Regions from separate parts of the Homo sapiens genome. Here region 1 is linked to region 2. A link is an interaction called in ENCODE POLR2A ChIA-PET data of the cell type or tissue named here. Cell type or tissue: PC-9. All regions are shown on one strand. Each heading gives the region's core, and the rest is flanking DNA. Links, peaks and the distances in the headings are about the cores only.

Region 1 (5,383 bases), core at 261-5,260, 97 kb before region 2:
AGGGGGTCGTGGGAACCCCAACTTGAAGCCATTAGGTCAGAAGTTCAGATTTGCAGCAAGGAGTGTCTGCCACAAGGGTGTGTTGGCGGGGGCAGTCTTGGGGTCTGAGCCCTCAGCCTGTGGGATCCGATGCTATCTCCAGGTAGCTAGAGTGGGAATTGAACTAGAGGTGAATTTGAGGTGAATTAGAATTGAATTACTTGGTGTCCACTGTTTGTCGGTGGGGAACCCCCCCCCCCCCCCAAAGAATTTGGCCATAGAAGTCTTCTTTTGTGTTCATTGCTGTGGCGTGAGAGCAAAGAAAAAATTTGATTCGGGTGTTTTTCCGAAACAGAATGTTATAGTTTTCATCTGCTTTGTGTCCACTTTTTCTGGTGTTATTTATTTCGTTATTACCTTTTTTTAAATAATAACTTTGAATTATTTAGACTATTTTTTTTTCTGTGTGTTCCCTGTTTAAATGAAATGGCTTTTCCTAGACTATTAAGGGACAGTTCCTGGTCAGTGGGGGCCAGGGGATGAACTAGGGTCACTCTCTCAGCTTCATCTTTTCTTGTTATTAAGAAGGACTCAAAATACATCATCCCATCCATCTCTCAGGCCTACGCCTGGCCAAGAAGGTTTCCTGCCTTCAGTTCTATGTTTCCCAGAGCTCTCCCCTTTAGACAAGTTATTTTTTTCTTACATGACTTCCCGGGATCTGACTCCTTTGGGCCCACAACCTCCTCCCCACACCGCTTACCATCTCAACTGTCCAGAGTTACTGCCCGGCTCAACGTGTCTGCTTCTGGCGGTTTTCCCCTCTGGAAAAGGATATTATTGGATATTTTGGCAATCATCCAGGGTTTGCTCTACTGCCTCACTCTCAGGTCTCTTGTGATGCTGTCTGCAGGCTCCTGCTTTCACTTGCAACTCTGAGCATATCGGAATAGTAGTTTCACAGTTATTCTCAGGCTTGTCCACACAGATTTTTATTCCAGATTAGGCCTTCTTTTAAGGGTGAGTCTTCATGGGTGATCTTGGGTTCTATAGCTTACAGGGCTTGTCAAAGGTTTGCATTGAGCCCACCACTCTCTTTTCCTGTTTCTGCCACCTCGCACCATCTGAACCCCAGTGTTTCTACCCTGCTCAGTTGCTGCCACGACTCCACAGCGGATTGCCTTTAGGTGCCATTTCTACATGTGGTTTTGACTACAGCAGTACTGTAGGGTTTAGAGATGTTTCCTATCACCTAGTATTTAAAAATATATAATCTAGGCATATTTTTACACTATTTCTAATTTTCTGTTTGGTTTTCTGGAGGAGTTTTGAAAAGATTAAGAAACTACACTGCCACCATAATCTCACTAGGACCAGAACTCAGGATCAATTTTTCTTAGAGAATGTGGAAGAATGAAGCTTCCACATATTCTTTATAAAATCTTATAATTTTAGAATGTGAGTTCTCTAAAACTCTTAAAGGTCACAGAGTCCAATACCTTCCTGTAATAGGAAAGATAATTGAGGTCCAGAGAGTGAAAAACAAGGCTCTCTCAAAGTCAGTGTAGAAAGTAGTAGAGCCAAGTATAAAATACAGCTTTCCCTTAGTCTTGGTGTTAGAAGGAACCTCAGGGCATGTGGTCCATCTTCTTACCCAGTGCAGAATTCCCCAGGAAGACAGGCAGCCAATATCCCCTTGAATATCTTAAAGGATGAGATGTCTAACTCAACCAGTTCCCCATGTGGTAAAGACAAACTTGTCTTTTCACTTTTTTCCTTTTTCAAAAGTATAAACGGAGACACACAAGGATGAATTGATGCAGGTGTTATTGCGTTTGTTCCCTGTTTCCTCTCAGTTTAGAAGCTGACTTGGAAGCACCTCTAGGTTGATTCACAGCCTGAGTTGGACACAATCTTTAAGTTCATCTAGTCTAGTGGATTCATTAGTCTATGCTTAAACATGCCTGGCAGCTCACTCTATCATCAATTGTTCAGGAGTTCTTCCTAAAGTGAGATGATGCACATGAGCGTATTTGTGGATTACACAACCTTATATAAATCTAAGATTGTCAGATTTATTATGTTGAATGGAATTTTCTCCCCTTTAACTTCTAAGCATTGTTCTTGGTTCCGCCCTCTGAAGCTATGCAGAAAAAGTCTCATTACTCTTGTACTTTGCAGTGCTTGAAACGCTGGAAGAGAGCTATGGGGCTCCTTCCTTGTGGCTAAGGCTTATCTTTTTCCATGGTTATAAACAAAGCCAGCACTTTTATTCCTCCTGTGGCATTGTCTGCAGTACTCCCAGCAATCTGTTTTTTCTCCTTTAGCACACTAAAGCTTATTAATGTTTCTCTTAAAACGCCAAAAATAAACAGAGTGGGACTCGACTTTCTTTGTCTCAGCATCACACTTACATCAGCACAGTGTAAGATTATGAGTCATTCCAGTGCTTCTTATTGTGCCTTATTTGTTTTCAGCTTGCAGTCAACTAAAAACACCTAATATTTTCTAGTGAACTTCTAGTAAAGCGGTTCTCCAACTTATTGGGCATGGGCCGTTGATATTTTTGTCCTTGATGTAGGAAAATAGCTTTGTAAGCAGCAACACAAGTCCTTTCAGAACTCCAGTGACTGACTGAATCTGGGGACCTTGAGTCTTTTGGGCATCAAGGTTTTCTCTGATATGCTCCATCCCTTTCTTGGGATTTAATTCTTCCTTGGCTATATTTGTTCTACTCCTTTTCATTTGAATATCATACTCCTAGATATACAAGTCCAAAGAAAAGTAGTGGGTGAACAATCCCCTTCTCACTCTTGGTAATAATTTCTACCACTTTCTACTACTCCCCTGGCATCACTGCTGTTTTCTTTTTACCACTGTCTGTACCAGTATATCATTGACTACCCAAGCAGGGGTGCATGCTGGTCTCATTCTCCTGTTTACTTTTTTTTTTCTTATTAATACAGTATTTATTTGTCTTTTCTCCGTCAAACCCTGAGCCAACCATGTTCCCCAGGCTGCCTGGGGAGGTATAGGAAAAGGAACACACAGGGCCCATCAGACATGGAAAAAAGAACTATGGGAGGTGGAGACGGCTCCTTCACATGGCGAAGAGGATGAGAAAGGCCACCATCAGGCAAAAGAGCCCCAAGGCCTCCCAGAGGGCAAAGCCCAGAATGGCATAGGAGAAGAGCTGTTGCTTCAGAGAAGCGTTCCTGGCATAACCAATGATGAGGCTCCCAAACACAGTCCCAATCCCAGCCCCAGAGCCAGCCACCCCAACTGTGGTAGCCCCAGCCCCAATGAATTTGGCTGCCATGTCTATGTCCCTTGAAATGGCACTAGTTTGGAAGCTGCAGCTAGGGACAAGTGAGGTAAGGGGACATGAGACTGCCAAGCTGCTGAGACTCTCATCTGCCATTGTCTCCGGTCATTTCAACACCACTGCAGATAGTGGATGGCTCAGCAGCTGTGAGGTGCTCTTGACCAAGGAGGGAGTGGAGATGAATTTGGAGCAGGCATACATTTTTACGGGGTGAGGGGCTATGGCAGGAGAGCTGCTCCCAGTGCAGAGAAGACAGACAGGACTCTCCTGTTTAAACATACAGTGGGGGGTCAGGGAGAGGGCATGATCAGGAAGACATAAAATTGGATGGTACATACAGACCCTCTTTAAGAGGCAGATATCTGCTGTCAGTACCTCTTGACATACATTCCCCGCCCACTCATTATCCAGGACAACACCTTTATATCTTCTAATCCCTGTATTTCCTTATCTATGAAACAGGGATCTTCAGTGATAACCTACCTTTCCTTTGTAGGATAACCTACATTCCCTTAGGACATTCCTAATAATATAAATTATTCTTTCTCACTGCCCTATTTACTATGCAGACCTTATCTATTGAGGCTGTATGCTAAAGAAGACCCTTATGGTGCTAAGGAGTACACCCTGGGGCCAAGAATTCGAAAGCCTTCACCCTAGTGTGAGTTGTCAAGTGCTGGCTGGCCAGTTTCTGTAAAGGAGCCACTAAACCACTAATGAGAGCCTCAAAAATAAACATACCACAAAACAAACACATGGAGAGAAAAGGTTAAGTTAACTTGTAAGTACTTTCCTATCATTTTTCCTGATCATGCCCAAATACTGGTCATAGGATTTCCTTTTATGTTGATAAGGGAGAATGGAGGCTGTGAAGAGGAAGTAGGACTCAAAGATGAGAACAAGGGTGAAGCATAAACTGGTCTATGAGCTGGGATTCAGACGGCATATATCCCACTTCCAAAATTGTGGTGAACACCATGAGGTCAATAAACATTACCGAGAGAGAGATGTATTTTCATATTTATTCACTACTGAATGAATATAAATGAATATATACATATACTTCTGTATACTTTTGTACATCCACCTACTCATATGCCAGTCTGAAAGACAGAATATTCCCATTACCCATCATGGAATTCCTCTGTGTGCCCATCACCACTCTCATCTACTTCCCTATTCTCTTAGAACCTGTTTTTTCTGTTTATTGATCTTCTGTTTTTCTTTATTGTTTTATGGCATACATTTTTATTTCTAAACAGTATATTATTTAGTCTTGCATGTTTTTTAACTTTATGTAAGTGGAATTACACTGTGTATTTCTTTGCCTTGCTTTTTTGTTTGTTTGTTCAATTTCATATTCCTGAGATTCATCTATGTTGCTGTAAATTGCTATAGTTCATTTGTTTCTACTGGTATATAGTATCCCATTTATTCAGCAATATATTATCCATTCTATTTGGATTGTTTCTAGTATTTTTATTTTTATCACAAAGAATGCTAGGATTAACATTCCTATGTATGTCTCCTTATGGTATGGACCAGAGTTTCTCTAGGTGTATATCATGGAATAGAGTTGCTAGGTCAAAAGCTATATGTATTCTTAAGTAAACTGGATAATTCTAAGTTAAAAAAAACTGGCACCAATTTTCATTTTTACATACTGTGTATAAGAGTTCTGATTGAAGTCACATCCTTGCCAAACCTGAAGTAGTCAAACTTTTAAATTTTTGCCAATCTATTGAATATGAAATATTTCCTTATGGTTTCAATTAGCATTTACCCACTAATGAGGTTGAATGTTTTGTTTTATGGTTTTCTTCATTTCTTGTTCTTTATCTTTATCTTCTTGTAGTTTATTCATTTTTATGGATGTTTGGGTAGTTCTTGATACTTTTTTTAATAGATTCTATATACTAATTATTTGACAATTATATGTGTAACAGAACTTTCACTCAATTTGTATGTTGTATCCTTAACAATTTTTATTTCCCTTTGAAAAATCAAACTCCTTAATTTGAATCTAGTTTCACTGGGTGTTTTTTCTATGCATGAGATAATATATCTCCCCAGTCTGTC
Region 2 (5,383 bases), core at 123-5,122:
AGGTTTAACAGGTAATAAACCAATCCAGGTTGTGTGGCTCCAAAAATCAAATTCTAACTTCTTTGTCACACTGCCTTTAATGAGTCCCCAGTATCTTTGGGATAAGATGCAAAATCTTTGTTTTTATTTATTTATTTATTTTGAGACAGAGTCTGGCTCTGTTGCCTAGGCTGGAGTACAGTGGTGTGATCTCAGCTCATTGCAACCTCCCCCTCCTGGGTTCAAGCGATTCTCCTGCCTCAGCCTCCCAAGTAGCTGGGATTACAGATGCCCAACAAGATGCCTGGCTAATTGTGTGTGTGTGTGTGTGTGTGTGTGTGTGTTTATTTTTAGTAAAGACGGGCTTTCACCACGTGGTCAGGCTGGTCTTGAACTCCTCAGGTGATCCACCCACCTCGCCCTCCCAAAGTATTGGGATTACAGGCATGAGCCACTGTGTCCGGCCAAAATCTTTATTTTTTAAAGCCCTATGTGTGATCCCAGAAATACCCTATATGAGAATCTTGCTATGTACTGCAGTGGTGAGTAGCAAATCTGGCCTCTGCCTTAATAGCACTTGTGGCTTTGGACTAAGTGCTCAACCTCCTGGGTCTTCGTTACCTCTTCTTCAGAACAGAGATAACACTCACCTTACAGGATCAGTGTGAAGGTTAAATGAGGAAGGCATGAGTAAAGTGCCTAGGAGCTTTTGCTATTACTATTATTGCTGTTATTGATAGGCACTCTCCCACCTCCATTGATAACTCCCTCCTCACCATGGACCTAGTCTAAATTTCTGTCTGTGAATCTGACTTCTCAGGTAGCATTCATCTGTGGTGCTTTTTAATTGAATGGACTGCTTATTCCCAGGGAAGCAGCATTTTACAGCAGGGCTTAATGGTCGTAGAATGTCAAAGGGGTTTGCATATCTGGGGAGAAACAACTTGACCCACTCAAACTCGGTTAGATAAACCATGCAGCTGATGAATGAGACTGGCCCAAGCCCTCATTCCTTTCCTCTTTCTGATCTGCCTGCCTAACAATGCCAATACCCTGACTTCTGTTCCCTATGGGGGTGAGCAAGAAGCAGCAGGAGTACACCTCAGCTCCAAGAGAATATGCCACCTGAGCATACACTGTCCCCACACCGGCCAGCTCCTCCCCTTCCCCACCCCAAGCTGATGAATCGGGTTTGTTGACATTTGGGGCCTAGTCCCATGAACAAAGCTAAATTCCCTGAAGCGCGCTGTCTCCCAAGACCTTTCCCTTGAATGCTACAGCATCTGCTCCTGCCAAACCTCACTCCCATGTTCCACTTCCAAAAGGGGAAAGCATATGGGCTGCTATTTTTTGCCAAAAACTGATCAGAGAACAGAACTCAGTTCTCATAAAAATTGCACAGTACCTACTTCTCTTTCCTTGCTGACAATAAAAATGAAACTTGAGTTCAGGGAGCTATCTTTCAGGAAGGAAATATTTTTCATTCAGATCCAACTCCTAACTCTGTCAATTCTCACCTGCTCAAACATCCTGACTGCCAAGGGAAAAGACTGTAAATAACTGAAATTATAATTTTGTTAATAATTATATTTTATACACAATAATTTCTAGATATTGTCACTGAAATCCATTGATAATTTGAGAAACTTCCTTACAGAGGTAGAAAGGAATCCACAGTATTTTTTTTCTATTTTAATTACTCACTGAATACAATCTGAAAGTGTTTAATTATTAGATTTATGCCTCAAGATGAGTTCAATGGTAATTACAGGATGTCTTTTTTTATTCTAATTCCAAATAATTAAATCCCAAACACATTAGATCATTATGATTATAATTAGAATAAAGGTGTCTTACATTTGAAACCAAAGTTTGGCTTTTTGTTTAACCTTTTTTGTACCTCATCAAAGGGTAACGCCTTGGAAAGAAATCTGTTTCAATCTCTCTAATGCTGCTTTAAAAGAAAATTTTAAAAATTGTCTGCAGGAAGGCTTTTCCATTGCAATATTGGCAGGGAGAAGTGAGCACTGAGCCTTCGGGTTGCTTGAGTTTCCAAGGCATGCTGACTTTCTACTGCCATTTGTCGTCCTCGGACACAGAGAGAACTCAGAAACCAGGCAGTAAGGTGACAAAAATGCAGCGGGAATATCAAGGCAATCAAGGGAGAGGATCCGTAAAATAATCCATCACCTCCTCCCACCCCAATTTGTCAATCAATTTGGGGGTAACTTTTTCTGAGCTCCTCTACATTAAAGATAAATGGATGAAGATGGGCTGGGATTGGTTAGAGACCTTAGAGAAAGCCACACAGAGACCAGAAAATCTAAAGCAAAAATTCACAAAATAAGACCTCTGACTAAGGCTCAAAAGGTCTTTTATGCTTGGGCCCAATAACTAATTGAGAGAAAATATGCCCATATTTTTGGTTGTGTTGATAAGGCTGTTGAAACCCTTGCTAGGATGGCTCAAACAGCGTATGAAGTTAGCTTATCATCCTTCAGGTATCTTTGCACCAGGCTTTGGGATTTGGGAATGGGTAAGGGTAATACTTTGTGGTTTCAAGGGGGAGTTGCAGGATGAAGGTTCAGGAAGGAGAGGAGACACACCTTTTTAAAAAGAATAAATAAACGCATATGTCTTCCCCTGCCTGGTAGACAGGAGGAGAGCACTTGCTTATTGGAAAGCATTTGAAGGATAGGGAGGTGAGAGCCTGGGAGGAGGGAAGCAAAAAAGCTATAAAGAGAAGGCCAGAGAGCAATCCTAATACTTAGAAAAATGTCACATTAAAACCTCAGCTGCCGGTGGCTGGAGGGAAAGGAGTTCCAGACAATAGCTGAGGGGACAAGTTGAATCTTGTGTTCATTCCTGTGGTTAAAACAAGTCTGTACGACCACAAGGAAAATTCCATTCTCCTCAGACCTTAACTCCCTGCTTACCTGAGCTGCAGAGACATTTTGTTGAAAGGCTCCTTAAAGTGGGAACTGATAATGCACAAAGGCCTGGTGGCCCTCCTTCCTTAACCTTTCTTCTGTGCCTGCACCTTCACATCTTAAGAATTACCTCCTTTCCTTTGAGGGGCCTGATAACCACTTTGACTACAGTGTAAAGAATAAAGCAGGGTTCAGGAAAAGAACAAGCCCCCTCGACACCTTCCCCACTCTCCAACCACAACCTACACTCGTTTTCCAAACCCTGAGACCTGTAGATGGCAAATAAAATTTTTCACTAATTCAGTAAGTGCTTATTGAAGGCCTATAATGCTTCAAGCTCCATACTAGGCATTTACAGAAGACAACCAAAATCAAGCTATTATGAAGAATGTCCAAGTCAGGAGGCCCAAGATATATGAGATTCCATATGCTGCTGATTGTATGACAGACACAGTAAATGTTGTACATTGTGACCATTGAATGCAGTTGTTTCCCTTCCTTTTTGGGGGTTTTCATGAGTCCAGCTGACAAGTGGGCTGCCTGCTCAAATCAGTCCAGCCAAGCATTGCTCTTCCTCATCCAAAATCCCAACATCTGCTCCTTTCTTCCCTCCCATACAAGCCTTAGGTCACCTTGCTCTCCTATTAGAAGAAGGAGATTATCAATAATTGTCCTGGGTCCAGGGGAAGATGGAAAACGAGTTTCCTGTCTTAACTCCTTTGATTCCTACTTCAGCAAGTTCTGATGAACACACCTAGGAGAGGGAGAATCTACTCACAGAGGCATGGATGATGGTAAGATCAAGCATGTCCCCACAGTGAGAAAAAAATAACATCAAGAGTATAATGCTATAGGCCAGGCACGGTGGCTCATGCCTGTAATCCCAGCACTTTGGGAGGCCAAGGTGGATCACAGGTCAGGAGATGGAGACCATCCTGGCCAACATGGTGAAACCCCATCTCTACTAAAAATACAAAATTTGGCCAGGCGTGGTGGCATGTGCCTGTAATCCCAGCTACTCAGGAGGCTGAGGCAGGAGAATTGCTTGAACCAGGGAGTCACAGGTGGCAGTGAGCCAAGATCTCACTACTGCACTTCAGCCTGGTGACAGAGCGAGACTCCATCTCACAAAAAAAAAAAAAAAAAAAAGTGTAATACTATAGAAAGCAGGTATGTTTGAAAGACTGTGGCACTTAATGGAGATTGTAACTTATTTACAGTTGAACTGGGAGAGATCTGTGACTTGACGTGTCCTCTGTATTCATCTACAAAACTTTCCATACACCCCAATATGTGTTTCATAATACACAAAGAGAGCTATAGGAACTGACCAGTGCCCTCAGGGAGCTTATGGCAGTGATGTGCTGGTAAATTTTAACGATCAGTTTTTCAAGGGAAAAAAGTTCTGCTTTCTAGCTTTGGCCAATTTCCATGGTGTAAATATTCCCGCAGTGGCTGATTTTTAGAAACCAAGAAGGTATCACTGAGAGAGGAGATGGGAAGATATGTGCATAGTCAGCTCTTCCTAGGTGGTATGAGCTGGCTCCTGAACACCAGTGGCTTAAATTCTAGTATATTGATACAGATAAAGACAGGATACAAAGGCAGCACCTCCTGATCAATTGACTGATTGACATGGATGAAAAATCTTTAACCAAGACTCAAGGAAGAACATACTTTAATGGTAGCAGGGCAAATGATGCTAGGTGAACGGTATCTGACTGTATTGCCCCTTCTGGTTCCTCAGAAGCACAAAGAACCATGGGAAAGACTACAAAAACTTTGGAGAGAATCAGAATCAATCCTCCACCCTGCCTCTTAGAGAAAGGGAAACTGAGACATGCAAATGTGAAGTGCTTTAGATTGTCTTTGCTTCAAACATACCATTGTCATGGATAGTTTTGGTTTCCCTGCCATTGGGCTGAGGTATTGGGCAGAAATGTTGCCAATTAACTGCATGATTGAAACAGGAAATCATTCAGAATTCACTGGGGCTCTCCAAGCACCCGTAGAGGACAAGTGACTGTCTGTACAGCTGATGGAGAGTGGGTGAAGGTACCACCAGCATGAAGGCACAGACTCTGTCTGAATTTCTTATTCAGTAACTTGCCCCAGACGTAAGCCTTCCTGTAGAATAGAAACAAACTGAAAAGTCTGCCAGGCTCTGGCTGGCTTAGCCTTTGAATCATTGGTGAGAAATAAGCTCTGTCTAGGAAGGGAAAAAAAATACATTCCCCTGTGAAGAAACCCAGCAGTAATTTTCTGGGCGGGAGAACTACTGCTGCATCTCTTGGGCAAATGTAATGGGATAGCAAAGTCTTTGGTGCTGAGGAAGCTCCAGCTCCTTTCTGCCTGTAATTCATGATCCCTGAGACAATTATGAGCAATGAAAAGGCATAAGTCAAAGGAACATCGAGCATAGCTAGATTTAGGAAAATAACACATTACATTTAAATATCCATATATATTTAATC

Evidence for each region. ChIA-PET counts read pairs that join two places held together with the same protein. Peaks named below come from ENCODE experiments on the same cell type or tissue, not always from the same donor. Only the 100,000 strongest peaks of a DNase experiment are listed, where the experiment ranks them.
Region 1: POLR2A ChIA-PET joins it to region 2 with 8 read pairs; 2 of 35 experiments call an interaction of 5 or more read pairs at or near these places.

The regions. Positions count from the first base shown.
Region 1 is chr1:209,264,719-209,270,101 of GRCh38, forward strand. LOC105372896 (a long non-coding RNA gene) reads right to left here and starts at 2,008. Exons shown (of 5, transcript XR_922530.4): 1 at 743-2,008. It also overlaps the pseudogene ATP5MC2P1. In PC-9, for the core only: no CTCF peak of the experiment used is centred there; no DNase peak of the experiment used is centred there; H3K27ac peaks cover 666 bases.
Region 2 is chr1:209,362,109-209,367,491 of GRCh38, forward strand. No RefSeq gene overlaps it. Among named protein-coding and RNA genes, the nearest start is that of LINC01698, 7.3 kb to the right of the region's middle. RefSeq lists an enhancer at 3,502-4,002. In PC-9, for the core only: no CTCF peak of the experiment used is centred there; DNase peaks (open chromatin) are centred at 1,123 and 2,833; H3K27ac peaks cover 2,102 bases.